2 separate regions of the Mus musculus genome follow, and region 2 is linked to region 1. The links are chromatin loops, found by intact Hi-C in ENCODE. Cell type or tissue: heart. All regions are shown on one strand.

What was found. Hi-C counts contacts between places; a loop is a spot of excess contacts. Peaks named below come from ENCODE experiments on the same cell type or tissue, not always from the same donor. Only the 100,000 strongest peaks of a DNase experiment are listed, where the experiment ranks them.
Region 2: a loop joins it to region 1, with 15 times the contacts of the local background. A loop is called at or near these places in 2 of 42 quality-filtered maps.

The regions. Positions count from the first base shown.
Region 1 is chr10:82,661,746-82,669,745 of GRCm38, forward strand. Glt8d2 (glycosyltransferase 8 domain containing 2) reads right to left here. Exons shown (of 10, transcript NM_029102.3): 4 at 2,880-3,051; 5 at 421-538. Among named protein-coding and RNA genes, the nearest start is that of Glt8d2, 25 kb to the right of the region's middle. In heart, a CTCF peak has its summit at 4,899 (motif pointing right); a DNase peak (open chromatin) is centred at 4,896; H3K4me3 peaks cover 698 bases; H3K27ac peaks cover 515 bases.
Region 2 is chr10:82,854,844-82,862,843 of GRCm38, forward strand. It overlaps Txnrd1 (thioredoxin reductase 1), which reads left to right and starts at 4,363. Exons shown (of 15, transcript NM_001042513.1): 1 at 4,363-4,457; 2 at 5,681-5,787. It overlaps Gm38560 (predicted gene, 38560), which reads right to left and starts at 4,165. Exons shown (of 4, transcript NR_156010.1): 1 at 4,114-4,165; 2 at 2,279-2,414. In heart, CTCF peaks have their summits at 4,927 and 5,686; DNase peaks (open chromatin) are centred at 4,268, 4,898 and 5,688; H3K4me3 peaks cover 3,540 bases; H3K27ac peaks cover 3,768 bases.

The sequences.
Region 1 (8,000 bases):
TGTGGCCAACACCAAGGCACATAGCTGTCGTGCTGCTGGCTTTCCTTGGCTTCCGGAAGAATCAGAGCTAACCAACGATTAAGCAAAGAAGTTACAAGAGCAGAGGTGTTTTGGATGATTTTGCTGACCTCACGACTCCGCCTACCTCCAGCTCCCAACTGTAGCCCTCCTTCACGCACACATACGTAGTCTCCATTTTTATGCCTCGATTCTTTTCAGTAGCTTCATTATGCTTATATAAACCCTAGCTTTCCTGGAGCAGGTGGCTGCTGAGTTAAAAATAAGCAGAGCTTCATGGAGATCTAGCACACTTGGGACTGAAATATCCTATGTGCACATCAGATGGCTAGAGCTCTACAGGGAATGTGGATGCAGGACTGTCCCTACTGTCCCCACTGTGTGCATGACTTGTATACTCACGGGCTGGAGCAGCTCAGGCCTCGATGAGTCTGGTCTAATCTTCCCCTTGAGGACTGTAGGATTGAACTCCACAATTTTGAAGTTTATTTCTCTCAGTTTAGAATGTTCGATCCATTTTCTAAAGAGATAACAGAAAACTTCAGGTACACGTTTCGAATCTTTCCTGAATTTAATCTGCATATCCTTCCCGGGGCTCGTCTGCTCCGGGAAAGTTACAGTTAAGTATATGTAGGCATCGTTTCCACGTTATAAAGCCTTCTGATTGCTTCGCCATCTGGCCTCACTTCCAATATCTCCTCCTCCCCACCCTCAATCTCATAACTCATTCTGCAAAGGAAATGAACAAGGTAGTAATAACTGAGTTGAGTCCTACATCCAAAAATCCACAGGAAACTAGAACAACAAGATGGGGTCCTTTCTCGGCAAGTAGCAGCTGCACTCACCAGACCAACTGCCACATGCTACTGCTGAGACACTGTGGCGGGTGTGTGTGTGTGTGTTTGTGTGCCCAGCCTCTGACAGTCTTCCGTTCCCTCCCCCTCTGTCTCTCACCCCTCCTCCTCCCCCCTTCAGCCTGTCTTTCTTCCTCCACCACCCTCTCCCCTTCAGCACTCAGTCTCACAGGGTGTCTATCTTTCATCTGATTCATTATGACATTCCTGGTAGAAATCGTCTCCAAAGTTGGCGGGCCACTCAAGCCACAGATGGCAACATTTGCAGCTGATTGCAAATTGGCAGGAAAGGGCTAGGGGTAGGTAGCTTGGTGGCAGAGCTCTTACTATTGCTTGGGGGAATGTGGTAGTTGCCACAGAAGTATGTTTGCTTGTGGCTATCTACAGAGATGGACTGTGGGTTCATACCTTCTGCTTTTATATTTTGGCTCAATGAGAACAGGTTTCAAAATATTTAAACACTGGGGGAGGAGAAACCAGCTAGAACTAAAGACACCCACTTTGTTGACTGTATTGCTATGAATTGTGTGATCTATTCTCTTTTGACTGGGTCGATTGATTAGTTGGCTGGTTGATTACTTGGCTGGTGTCTTAGTTAGGGTTTTACTGTTGTGAACAGACACCATGACCAAGGCAAGTCTTATAAAAAACATTTAACTGGGGCTGGCTTACAGGTTCAGAGGTTCAGTCCATTATCATCAAGGTGCATGGCAGCATCCAGGCAGGCATGGCACAGGCAGAGCTGAGAGTTCTACATCTCCACCCAAAGGCTGCTAGTGGAAGACTGACTTCCAGGCAACTAGGGTGAGGATCTTATGCCCACACCCACAGTAACACACGTACTCCAACCAGGTCACACCTATTCCAACAAGGCCACACCTACAAATGAGGCCACTCCCTGGTCCAAGAATATACAAACCATGACAGCTGGTTAGTTAGTTGGCTGGTTAGTTAGTTGGCCAGTTAGTTGGTTGGTTATTTGACTAGTTTGTTTATTTGGGATAAGGTCTCACCACGAAGCCTAGTCTGCTCTCTAATTTGCAACCTTTCTTCCCCAGCTTGTTCAGGAGTACAGGTGCTGGCTCTTGGTGGTGCTATTTTTACAGAGCTGTGGATGGAATCCTGGGCCTTAGTGTCCATTCATATTTTATATTCATTTTCCTACGAGGCTTACGTTTTTTTAAAATGTTTGCAACAGTTCTTCATTATAAGCCATTCTTCTTACTAATCTATTTTAGAGCTAATTCCATTCGCTGTTCTTCATTATCCAGAAGTTCTTGTGTTACACTGGCAAGTCCATCAGCTTTTTTTTTCCCCTCCTAATTCCTGGGCTCAGGGAGGTACTGTCCAGACCAAGATCACACAGCTATCCTGTATTTCTAAAACACATTTAAATTTTGATTTTTCAGTTGTTTTCCTTTTACTCTAACTCCTATTCATTTTTTAGTATGACATGTTATAGAAAAAACCAGCTCCAAATTATAATATGATCTACAGATTTTAATTACTGTAAGTTTGTAGTTCAAATATCACAGGTCACGCTTGGTTCAATGGGAGAGCATGTGCTTAATCTCTGTGGAAGCGTGGATTAAGTCTCTAGCACCTCTCCCCAAAATACAGTTAGTGAGGATGCTTAAGAAATAATAACAATCCATTAAGAAAATAGAGGGGGTGCTAGAAAGATGGCTCAGTGGTTAAGAGCACTGACTGCTCTTCCAGGGGTTCTGAGTTCAATTCCCAGCAAACACATAGTGGTTCATATCAATCTATAATAGGATCTAATGCTCTCTCATCTGGTGTGTTAGAAAGCAGCTACAGTGTATTCATAAAATAATTTTTAAAAGAAAGAAAATAGAGGAAGAAGAGGAGGAGGAGGAACAAGAACAAAAAGAAGAGGAGGAAGGAAGAAGAGAAAAGGAAGAGGAGGAAGAGGAAGAGGGATGGCTATCTAAAGAAAAAAAGATTAGAAGAAAATAGAACCTTCAAAAAACATATTATAGAAACTACCGTATTCGAGGCAGAGTGCTCCGTAGCCCCACTACGTAGAACACAAGGTTAGCATCGGTGTTGCTGTAAATGCTGTTGATGGCTGCCATGGCTGCACCCATTCTCCCTGCTGCTGCACAGATCACCACTGGAATCTCTTCTTCCATGTCCTCGGGGGACTCGGAATCAACGTCTGGAATGATTGAAATCGATGACTCAGAGCACAAGGAACTTCCCGGGAGAGCAGTTTCTAACTCCTAGTCCACAGTGCAGGGGAAGACTGTTGCCCTCACATGCAGTCTCTCCTCCTTCCTTATGCCAACCACTAAAACTTCTTTCCCCAAGATTCCCTTGCTGCAAAATGTGATCAAGTTGGACAAATGGGATGTTCTTCTAAGTTATTCGTGCACCTACAGAATCTGCAGGTCAGACTAATGCTAAATGCCTGCCTCCTTCCGCTGGAATGCTGACGAGATACTAAGAGGCAGAGAGCCTTCTTAGAGTGATGATACCAAGAACATCAGAACCGTAGTGTGCGCGTGATATTGATCTGAAGGGCTGTGGGATCCTCGGATCAGGTTCTTATGGGAAGACAGGGTGAACGTCTGCGTCCCTATTATTTCAGGACTCTTGTTCAGAAGCCAGTCCACAGCATCACACACATACAGGGCAAACACACAAGAAAGGGCAGAGCCTCACAGGCCCAGCAGCTCTTAACTCCCCAAGTCAGAACTTGTCTGCTGTACTGCTATGGTTTTTCTGTTGCTCTCCATTCCTTAGTCAAGTTGCCCAAATGTTAACAGCAAGAGAAGGAACTAACGAAAGGGCGTGACCAGTGCTTACATCAAATAACTGACCATCCTTTAGCATCAGAACAGACAAAACCACTGTCACTACCAAGTGATATTTCAGCACCAGAATGCAACCTACATTGTGAAGAATAGTAACCAGGCTATGGATACCTGATTTTTATTATGTTTGACCTCTTTTTGCAGACAGTTTTATAATACTTCTCTCACTTAAGTCCAAGGTAGCTATAGCTGATATGTTTATGTTCAATAAACACTTACTGAAACACATTACTAGGTATATTTTGTAAATGGCCTCTCTATTTCTTTTTGGGTTTTTTTTTCTATCTACTTCTGTTTCTCCTACTAGAAATTGTTTTTCATGATCTAGTTCCTTACTTGAGAGAATCTCATAATATACTTTGAAGGGGAATAATATAAAATTCTTAGCTGGGTGTGCTGGGTACATGTGGAGGCAGAAGTAAGTAGACCTCTGGAGTTTGAGGCCAGCTTGGGCTGAATAAATGAGTTCCAGGCCAGCCAGGGCTGCATAGTGAGGCCCTGCAGAATACATACATACATACATACATACAAACATACATACATGCTTTCTGGTATTTGAGTCCAATATGACACATACATAGCCACAAGTTTATCTGTGTCTATTTGTGAAAATATAAAGGCTAGAGAGATGGCTCAGCGGTTAGGAACACTGACTGCTCTCCCAGAGGTTCTGAGTTCAGTTCCCAGCAACCACATGGTGGCTCACTACCATCTGTAATGGAGTCTGATGCCCTCTTCTGGTATGTCCGAAGACAGAGACAGTGTACTCATATAAATAAACCTTTAAAAAAGAAGAAGAAAGAAAAAAAGAAAGAAAGAAAGGAAGGAAGGAAAGTATAAGTGATTTTAATTTTGTTTGCGTTTCTTTTTTTTTTTTTCAAATTCACTAAGTGACCACGAATTATTTTTTTATAAAGAAAATAGTGTTTTGGGCACAGCATCTCATGCAGCCCAGGCCAGCCTTGAGTTTCTGATCGTCTTGCTCCCACTTTTCAAGTTGTGAGTTCACTGCACGCCCTTTTAAAAAGCAAAACAAAACCCAACTTGTTTACGGATTGTTCCTCTAGAGGCAAGCTGTCACCATGCGGCCACGTGAGTTGATCTAACTGACATACAGGCTTGGCTGTGCGGATCACCCACAGTGAGTGGTGGTATTCAGCAATACCAAACTCCTCGTGATTTCCTCAACACCAGGTGGCGCACGCTCTCTTATCTGCCTTTACACATGCTGCTCCTGCTGTCTGGAATCACTCTCTGCTCTTCGTGGTTAACTCTCACGTATCCATCCATCCCAGCTGCGTACTGACATCCACCGCGCAGGAAGTTTGCGACAACTTCCCAACACGTACAGGGTTCTGGGTGCCTGCTGTGGCTGGGTTCGTTAGCTACACTGTTCATTTGTCCATTCCTATTGGGGAGCACCACGAGGGCAAAGGCGGCAGAGTACTTGTCTCTATCCACTGCTTCTGTCCTAAGGACTGGCACCAGAATAGATGCCTTCGTCAGTTATCCCTGTTTCTGCAACTGCAGAGCCTATTTTTGTGCCTGGTTTTCCATCAGACTGTGAGCTTGTTGAGTCACTCCGCTGAGCCTGGCTCCCTGGAAGTACGTGGTGAAAATCTCCTGTGAAGAGCTGAGCTGCGGCATGGAGTGGCCCTAGAGTCCAGAGCCCTCCTGGATGTTTGTAGAGACAGGGAGATAAGAGAGTGGAAAGGCATGGGTAAAGCTTGGAACAGAAATCTGTCAGTCTCTGACTCCTGAGTGCTAGGATTAAAAGTTCGCACCTCTATGTCTGGCTAAATGAATGATATTTAAATAATAAAAACAAATAAAGATTTTTGTGGGAAACTTCCAGCCAAAACAGAAAAGGATCTAGGAAAGCTTAACTATTTTTGCTTAACTATTTTGTGTGTGTGAACATGAGAGTTTATGTATTCCTACATGCATGCACAGGCCAGAGCGGAGTGTCCAGTGTTTTCCTCTACATCTCTCCAAGTTACTGTTTTGGGGCAGGGTCTCTCACTGAACTGAAGGCTTGCCATTTTGGCGAGACTTGTTGGGCAGAGAGCTCTTGAGCGCCACCTGTCTCTGCCCCTTCAACACTTGGGTTACAGGTACCCATAGCCACATTTGGCTTTTTGTACGGCTGCTGGGGAGGCGAACTTGGGTTCTCGTGCTTGCAGAGTGTGGTGTCTTGAACGAGAATGGCCCCATAGGCTTGTATATTTGAGTGTTTGGTTTCCAGTTGGCAAGCTGTTTAGGAAGGATTAGATGGTGTAGCCTTACTGGAGGAGGCGTGTCGCTGGGGCTAGGTTTTGAGGATTGGAACGCCCATGCGCACCACAGCTCCACCAGGCACAGTCTCTCTCTGCCTCCATTAGGAGACTAAAATGTAAGCACTCGGCTCCAGCTCCAGTACCAAGCTGCCTGCCGTGTGAGCCCACCATGATGATCATGAACTAAGCCTCTGAAACGGTAAACAAACCCTCAGTTGAATGATTCTTCTCCAAAGGTACTCTGCTTATGATGTCTCCTTACAGCAATAGAACGGTAACTAAGACACGGAGCGAGCACTCTTACCCACTGAGCCTTCTCTCTAGCCCCCAGGTATACAGGATTTTAAAACCAAAATTCAATCGTACTTTTCAGTAACTTGTTTCTCCATTTAGCATATATAGGAATCTCTCCTTGTCAACTCTGTATTTTTTTTTAAAGAATTATTTATTTTATGTATATAAATACATTGTAGCTGCATTCAGACATAACAGAAGAGGGCATCTGATATCACTTTACAGATGGTTGTGAGCCACCATGTGGTTGCTGGGAACTGAACTCAGGACTTCTGGAAGAGCAGTCAGTGCTCTTAACCACTGAGCCATCTCTCCAGCCCCAGACACTTTTTTAAAAAAAAGATTCATTTACTTTATGTATGTGAGCACACTGTTCCTCTCTTCAGACACACCAGAAGAGGGCATCAGATCCCATTATAGATGGTTGTGAGCCACCATGTGGTTGCTGGGAGTTTAACTCAGGACCTCTGGAAGAGCAGTGAGTGCTCTTAACCACTGAGCCATCTCTCCAGCTCCCTCCAGACACACATGTTTTAAATTATTTTAAATGATGTATGTATAATTTAATGTGTAACCAGATAAAACACTGCCTTTGTAAGAACAGAGACAATTTTACTCACTAGTGTTTCTAGGTCCTAGGTATTGGCTTTAATGATTTACTTATTTTTATTTTATGTGCAATGGTGTTTTGCCCACATGTATGTCTATGTGAGGATGTTGGATCCCCTGGAACTGAATTTACAGACAATTGTGAGCTGCCTTCTGGTTGCTGGGAATTGAGCCGAGGTCCTCTGGAAAAGCAGCCAGTGTTCTTAACCACTGAGCCGCCTCTCTAGCCAGGCATTTGGCTTTAAAAACAGAAATGTGAACCAGACTTTTGTGGCACAAACTTATAAGCCTAATTAGTGCTTGAGAGATGGAGGCAGAAGGATCAAGAGTTCAGGGCCATGATCAGAGAAATAGCAAGTCCAAGGCCAGCCTGGAATGTGTAAAATATTCTTTCAAAAAATTAAATTTAATTTAAAAATTAAGGAAAATATTATTAATTTTAATTATTTTATTATTAGTTTTAAAAAGTTAAAGAAAAGCTGTGACGAAAACATCCAACACACTAAAATATTAACTACTTTGCTGGTGGCAGAACATCTATAGGTAATATTTTTCTATAGTTTCCATAATTAGAAGGTATCTCTTGGACTAATATGAAAATTAATTTAAAAGGTAAACAACATGCTAACAGTTTTTCATTTTTGTAGGGTTGATTTTCGTGTGTAAATTGGGTTAGTAAGGGTACTCTCTCACTGAATTCACACAGGATGAGGCCATAGGGTCAGCTAAAGGTCGTGTGTGTGTGTGTGTGTGTGTGTGTCTGCCTGAGTGTCTGCTTGTGTGTGTATCTGTGTCTGCATGTCTACATGTGTGTCTGTCTGTCTGTCTGTGTGAGTGTGTGCACACAGGGATGCAGGTGCCGGGAGATGCCAGGAAGCCATCAGCTCCCTTGCAGAGGGAGCTATAGGTGGTCTGCTGATGTAAGCTTATTGGAAGTGTGAGAACGCTGTGAGCCGCTTGCTGTGAGCTTGCCCTAGGTGCTGGGAACCAGTCTGTCTTCTGCAAGAGCAACCACTCTCTTCACCACTGAGCCTTTCCCCAGCCCTCTGAAGAGGAGTTTTTATGTTGAGCTGTTGGGAGCCATTTTTGTTCTAATAGACTGGATCAGTAAG
Region 2 (8,000 bases), 190 kb after region 1:
TCCTTTTTCTCTCTGTAATTTGGTGTTCAGGGCTGTCTCTGGGCCACCTTCTTCTCCCTAAATACACTAACTCCCTGGGTGACCTCATGTGGTACCAGAGTGTGAGAATTAACTTTGTGTGTCAACTTGACACAGCTATGGTCACCCACTCATTTAGTTAAACACTAGATGTTGCTGGGGAAGGTATCTTAGAAGTGTAATTAACATTGAAATCAGTAGACCCAGAGTGAAGATTCCCTCTCAGTAACTCGAGCATGCGCCAGAGGCCCACTGGAGAGAAAGCACCCCCCTGCAGAGTGCCACTTGAATCTCCAGCCCACAGGACCTTCTGAACCACTGAGCCAGTTCTTTGAGTTCGAGACAGGGTCTCCTGTAGTCTTGGCTGACCTCAAACTCCCAGCCTGAGGATAACCTTGAACTCGTGATCTTGGCCTCACTTCTCAAGCATTGCTACAAGCAAGAGCCCTAACTGTTAACTGATGCCCTTTTAATCTCATGGCTCCTTTACACTCACACCCCACTGCTGGGTTTGCTTTTTTATCCTATTGTTTGTTTATTTTTGAGACTCTTGGCTGCCTTCAGACTCACTTTGTGAACCAGTCTAGCCTCAAACTCATAGAGATCTATCTGTTTACAGCCCCTGAGTGCTGGGACCGAAGGCCTGTGCCACCACGCCCAGCTGTTGCATATAGTGTATGGACACTCTGTCCTTTATATTGGACTCCCCTAATTTCTCTCTGATTTTTACTTTTAGCTCTGACCTCCAGATCTATATATCCAGTTGCCTATTGAAAATCTCCATTTAGAAAGAAAGTTGAAAATAGAGCTCTCAAGTTAGACTCTGGATTGTTTCCTTCTCTGACTGTCCCTGTTCCAAAGAGTGCCACCACTGACTTACCCAGTTGCCACGGCCTGGATCTGGATGGTAGGTTCTTATGTTCCTCTGGCATCTCTCATTCCGACCGGACCGTCTGACATCCTGTGCTTACCCTCAGCTGTAGCTGCTGCCTCATTAGTCTGAGCCTTTATGGCTTCTGCCTTCAGACTTCCTCCTGGCCCTTGCGTCCTTTGTCCTTTCTACCATTTCTCCCTGACTCTCTGGCTGCCTGGCTGGGTGAGTGCAGCAAGCTCACATCTTGGTGCTTCTTTGTGTCTTGTGCCCTCTGGCCCTCTCGTGCTGCCTTTTCCCTTTAGCCTCCTCCCCCACAGGTACATCCTTAGATAGTCCCTACCTCCCTGCTCCCTTTTCTTGTTCTTGAGTACAGGGAGCTCTCCCAGCACCCATCCCACTGCCATTGCTCTGTGAAAGGATGCAGTGAACAGCTCCTCTGAAATGAGAGGCACACAATGTGTCTGCATGACAGAAATAATGATCAGGTACAGATCAAGAAATGGATGGTGACCAAGGGCTGTCTTTGCAGGCGAAGGTGTTGTATGGAGAAAGCAAGAGCTGTGAGAACCTTGCTTTTCTTCTACTGGGAGCCATAGTAAAGACTTCAGTGGTTTGCTGACCACGGGGGTGGGGGTGTTTGTGGGGGTGGGGGTGTTGAATGCTGGGGAGTCCCGTCTGGCCGATTCTGGTTTCTTAAGTCAGAAACTAGGTCATGAGCAGAGGGAGGGCAAGATGCGGTAGTGATGTTAGAAATTCGAGAAAAGAAGGAAAAAATAAAAGAGGCATCGTGGCAGCTGGGGAAATATGACAGGAAGAAAGAATTGCTGGGCAGGGCCAGCAATTGTGTTTCTCCAACAATGGTTTGCTGCCTAAGTAGGGTGCAGACTATGTGGACAGCTAGCACTAACAATAGTGGGTTTTAGCCAGGGGGTGGGGGCAGGGAGCAGCAGCACACATCTTTATTAGTCCCAGCACTTGGGAGGCAAGAGACAAGGGGATCTCTGAGTTTGAGGCTAGCCTGGTTTACAGAGCAAGTTCCAGGACAGCCAGGGCTACACAGAGAAACCCTGTTTTTTTTTTTTTTTTTTTTTGTTTGTTTGATTTATTTATTTATTTATTTATTTATTTGGGCGTCAGATCTCGTTACGGATGGTTGTGAGCCACCATGTGGTTGCTGGGATTTGAACTCCAGACCTTCGGAAGAGCAGTCGGGTGCTCTTACCCACTGAGCCATCTCACCAGCCCGAGAAACCCTGTTTTGACAAAACAAAACAAACAAACCTCTCCAAACAAGGGTGGGTCTTACCTTGTCTGGACCATTGAGAAACGTAGCCTTGATCTCAAGGGGCCCTAGAGAGATGAAGGTGTGAGCAGTGATTATTGTACCTGAGTGCGCTCTCTCTAGGTGGGGTGTTTTATACTGCTGTTGATGCAGTAGGGCCCCCGATCATCTATCTCAGCTGAGATGACAGTTCAGAAACAGAAGGATTTCGCATTGTTTTCTGGGCTATGATACCGCATTCTGGAGAGACAAGAAATCAAACACGGGGTTGCTTTACAAACGTTTGGATAGATTTAGAAGATGTGCAGTTATTTATTAGTAGGTACTTGGGGACCACAGAGAGCAAGGGACAGTTAATCCTCCGTGGGAACCCCACCCAGAGGAGGTGACTTTTCAAATGAATATTGACAGACTAGACATTGGTTTTCAAGGAAGAAAGATAAGAACGTGCACAGTCAAAGCCGTTTAAGGTGTTTGAGTAGACAATGAGCAGTCCTTGAGCTATGGGGAAAGGTAAGGAGGAACTGCTTTTAAACTGGACCAGGGTAGAGCTCTCTGCATCTCCTCACAACAGGGAAGCTGTTTTAGCCACTTGTGCTATAGTCTGCTTATCTTAAGAGCAGTGGGGAGTTGCAGTGGCATATGTAGTCTTTTCTAATAAGCTGTTAGAAAAAAAAATCTCAACTGGGGCTGGAGAGGTGGCTCAGTGGTTAAGAGCACTGACTGCTCTCCCAGAGGTCCTGAGTTCAATTCCCAGTAACCACATGTTGGCTCACAACCATCTGTAATGTCTGAAGACAGTGACAGTGTACTCAAATACATAAAATAAATAAATCTTTAAAAAAAGAAAAAGTAACATCTCAACTGTGATCCCTCTCTGACCAGTCCATGTAAGACACTTTCAGGGTCAAGCTATTAGAATCCTATAATCACAGCATTAGTACATTATTGTAACTTAGTGATAGAAGAGCCTCTCTCTACCCTGTCGTACTCTTGAAACAAGTTGCACTGTCTGTATTTTTAAGAAGGGGGTGTTCATGACCTTCCTTTACAGACTGTCCCAATGTGCAGTGCCTGAAATACGGCAAACAGAGCTTGGCTGGGGAGCCAGGGGTAATCAGATTTGCCATCCCTTGGTCCTTAACTACGTTTGCCCTGAACACTTTGGAGCTAGACACTTTGTAGCCAGTCCTGACACTTGCGTATCAGGGGCTGCTCCGGTTCAAGCACTGCTTGTACACACACAAGAAATGAGCAGCGGGCAGTGTGGGCTAAGTATCTGGTCAGCCTGGCAGCCTGTGTGTCCGTTTATGCAAGTTTCTTACTGTCACCTTGGAAGAGCCTAGAAGGAAAGTGGGGAGGCCAGTTCTCAGAAGGCGTGGCTTCAGGCTGGCAACCTTCTCACCTAGTTTTTTTTTTTTTTTTTTTTCCATAGTGGGTCAGACAATTCATTCATTCATTCACCAAGCATTCTTAGTAGCCTAGAGGCAGGAGGCATGAAAGGACAAGGCCTTCTTTGGTCGATGCTGGTGGTGGTGTGCCAAGTGTTTTCCTTAAGGTGAACCCCCAAGCCCGATTGGGACGAGGAGGAAGTATTGTAAGGGGAACTAGTCATTTCTTCTCAGGGTAACTCAGGATGAAGTAGGCATAGCTTTAAAAAACCAGGGAACTTCCTTAAGAGAATCACCAGACTTGACTAATCCATTACCTTAGGTCACTGCCGCCTTTGCAGTCAATTAGATTAACTTTTGGATTTTTTTTTTTTTTTTTTTTAAGAAAACAACTATTTGGCAGGGTCACAGCCAGTGCCAGGGGCATCAGATCGTCTGTATGGGTGCCGGGCGTCAATATTTTTAAAATTCCTCATGTGACTAACGCAAGCTTGTGTAGATAGCAGCGCCTTAGGGCTGAGCCCGGGTTACTCACTCCACACTCTTACTCGATTCTGGTTCCCAACATTCTTTGAATAGCAGCCGCGGCCTTTGGGTCGGGGGGCGGTTCCGAGCAGCGAGGATGTTGTACGGTCCAATTAGGAGCTCTCACTTTGCGGGGACAACCGGGACAGGTTGCCGGGGCTGCGCGGGGACTGGATTTTTGCTTTGTCATTCTGACACGGGCAGTTCGCCCGCCTACTAAGAGCAGGGCGTGGCTTCCCGGAGCCACTAGGAACCCGCAGCTCTTTATCCTCAGTTTGCTTCCGTCAGGCCTCGCGTCCACGCGGGAGGTGCGGGACGCCGACACCGCGGGGCGAGAAGAGCTGGTGGTTTCACCTTCCTTGTTCATGTAAGCTCTGTGTCAGCGTGGAGCTGACCGCTGGGGACCTGGGATGCCCGGGACGGTCGCTGGCGGGCCTGGGAGCATCGCTCCGGGGTGGTGCTTTGGAAATGTCCGGGAGGGGATCGTTTAATGTGCGACTGAGCAGGCTGGGAACAAGCTAGGGTAAGCAGAAGACAGCCCGGGTCACAAGCTTCAGGATATGAGGACTTGGGTCTGGCCCTTGTCTGCTGATGCCTGGCAACCAGAGAAAGTGGGTATTCTTTGTAGAGCAGTGATCTTGAGGTATATATAACACTGTGACGAGTAAGTATATAAATCCGTGATAACATTAAGGAGTTTCATGCCTTTACAAATGTTTCCACTTCCTAAGCCCCATGAAATTCCTTGGAATTGGCAATCGCATGTTTCCTAGTGGCTTGCCCTTCTTGACCCAGGCAGTTAAACAGGGCAGCTGGGACTACAGCACAGCCTTTCCCTAACTGAAGGAGGCGGTGCAGACTAGTACAGAGCAGAGACAATCCTGCCTGGATTGAGTCTCGCCTCCAATGTTGACCGGCAGCTCGAACTTGCCCAAGTTGGTTGACAATATGTAGCTCGGTTTCCTTTACCTATGAAATGGACATGGTAATTTGGTAATACATCTAAAAGTACATTGTGAAGACTAAATGTTTATATATATATAATGCTATAGCACTTTGTAAATATATCTCACTGTTGGTACTAGTACTGAATAACTATGCTTTTAAGTGCTGGTGTCAGTATATATGACATACTGACACTACACACACACACACACACACACACACACACACACACACACACATATTCATTCATTTAGCTGTGGGCTACATTTTCAATAGTTCCAGACTTTTCCGAGTTCATTACTTTGTGAAATAGGACCATCCTCCTCTGATGTCATCCAGAGCGGATGGATAGCGTCTTTGTGGACCTTCGTTTTGCCCGCGGTTTCAGATTCCAGGAAGCCCTGGGTGTTGCATTCACCCGGCGCAGCGATCAAAAACCAGACCACGCAGTGTTAATGTTAGGTGGCTACGAGGCTGGTGTTTTTAGCCGCCATGCAGAGCTTTTCTGAGTTCTGGGGGTCCTGGAGTCTTGCTGGCCCGGCTGCTTAAGGGTCGGAGTCCACTGGCGAGAGTGACCCAGGGCGCGTGGCGTCCCGGAAGCCCCGCCCGGAGGAAGGCTCACTGCCGCTCTGCTTTGTGCCACAGAGGGCGGCGGGGCCTTGCAGCGGCGCGGGCGAGCGGAAAGGCCGCGGGAGGCGGCGAGCCAGCGGAAGGTGCGACCGGCGGAGGGCGGCCATGGTCCAGCCCTGAAGGTAGGAGCTGCGCAGGTTCCCCGATCTCCGGCGCTGGGACACTGCAGGCTGGCGACCCACGTGCTCAGATCTCTGAACCGGGAGGAGCCAAGCCAAGCCATTTCTTCTTTTGTTCCCTTTGCTCGGGTTTTCCCTCTTACATTCTTTAGCGTCAGGGTGAATAGTATGGGGAAGTCTTGAGAAAAAAACGCGTCAGGAAATACTTACCCCTTCCTCATCAGGCCGCCCTATCACCTTCCTCTTAATTCTCAGAGGCATGGGGTACCAAGAAACACAGGCTCTGGGAAACAACCACGAGTCCCATGGGTTGAATTTGTTTCCCGTCAGGCATTTCTTTCTCTAGCTCAGAGTTGAGTGGATATAAAAGAACCTAGATCTACCCTTCTGTGGCAAGTATGCTGGTCATCATTTTCTGGTCCGTCGGTGGAGGGGTGACAGCCTGCAGAATTGCAAAAATGTATGATGAGACACCAGGCAGTGTGTTGAAGTCGGAGGACATTGTGGAGTCGGTTCTTAACGTCCCTATGTGGATCCTGGGGATCAAACCCCAGTCGCCACACTTGTTTGCAAGCACCTTCCCTCAGTGAGCCATCTCGCCAGCCCCTCTGTGATTTTTCAGAAGTAAAAGATACAGGAACATTTGCTTTCTTAGTAAACCTGAGGCCTGCTAGGTGTAAAAACACTTAGATGTATGTGTCACTAAGAAGAACATTAACAATTACTTTGTATTTTTATTTAGTCTTCTACCAGAAACATCTTTGAAGAGTGAATATAGGGACTGGAAGTAGATTTCAAAGGTGAATAGCAAATGGGTGGGAACTAATTAAGGGAGCTAAAAGGCTTTTCCTTTAGTTAAAGCACTTGCTCCCCTTAGGCCTTCAGTTTTCAAGTTAAATAACAAAGACCTGGCCGAGGTCTTGGGGGTGGGGATTCTGCCTGTGTTGTAAATGTATATTGAGAAGTTTCTCCATAACCTTAACCCCCCCCCCCATGATTTTTAACACCAGTGGGGTGGGAGTAAAAAAAAAGCCTTTATAAGCTTTGGGATGAACTTTGTTGTCCTGTTTCTCTGACTTTAGTTTCGGGGCCATGAGTGGCGTTTGTAACCTGTACTTCCTATTTGCTACATATGTAGAGCTTAAGTAAACCAGCTGTTCTGTGTCCTACTTTCTCCTGGTTTTCATGAGTGCTAAGAAAAAACTGTGGAAAGAGACAGAACAGGTGAGGCGACTGATTGGCTTGAGTCTCTTGAGCCACTTGCTAGCCACAGTGAGTCCATTATAGGAGATGAGGGAGGGAGATCTTTGGAAGGACTCAGTGGGCACAGCTGACTTTTTTTTTTTTAAAGATTTATTTATTTATTTTATATATGAGTACACTGTAGCTGTACAGATGGTTGTGAGTCTTCATGTGGTTGTTGGGAATTGAATTTTAGGACCTCTACTTCCTCCTGTCAATCCCCCTTGCTCTGGTCAGCCCCTACTCGGCCTCGCTTGCTCCGGCCCAAAAATTTATTTATTATTATACATAAGTACACTGTAGCTGACTTCAGACACACCAGAAGAGGGCGTCAGATCTCATTATGGGTGGTTGTGAGCCAACATGTGATTGCTGGGATTTGAACTCAGGACCTTCGGAAGATCAGTCAGTACTCTTACCCGCTGAGCCACCTCGCCAGCACCCACAGCTAACTTCTTAAGGGGGGGAGTTTGAATAAATGTTTCCTCTCCCTCTTTTTTCTCTCACTTTTTTTGGTGCAAGTGCCAGGATTGAACAGGGCTGTAAACATTCTAGGTAAGTGTTCTAACACAGAGGTATATCAGCCTTCAGTGGGTAATGCTGGGAGTGGAACCCAGGTCCTCAAACATATTTGTAGGTAGTCCTTTTTTTTTTTCTTGTTCTTCCTCTTCCTCCTACTCCTCCTCTTTTTTGGAAGCAGTCTCCCTATGTAGACCCTATGTGGCTTTGAATTTGCTATGGAGCCTAAGCTGGCCGAGGAACTACCAATTATCTCTTGCCTCTGCCTTTTTGAGTGTTAGCATTACAGGGGGTGCCACCAGGCCTGGCGGCATTTTATTTTATCTTTAAGTCAAGATTACAAGGACCAGAATTTATAGGCTTCCAGAGGTTTTAAAATTTTTTTGTTGCATTTATCTGTGTGTGTGTGTGTGTGTGTGCGTGCATGTGCTTGTGTGTGCACTTGCTGTGTGTGT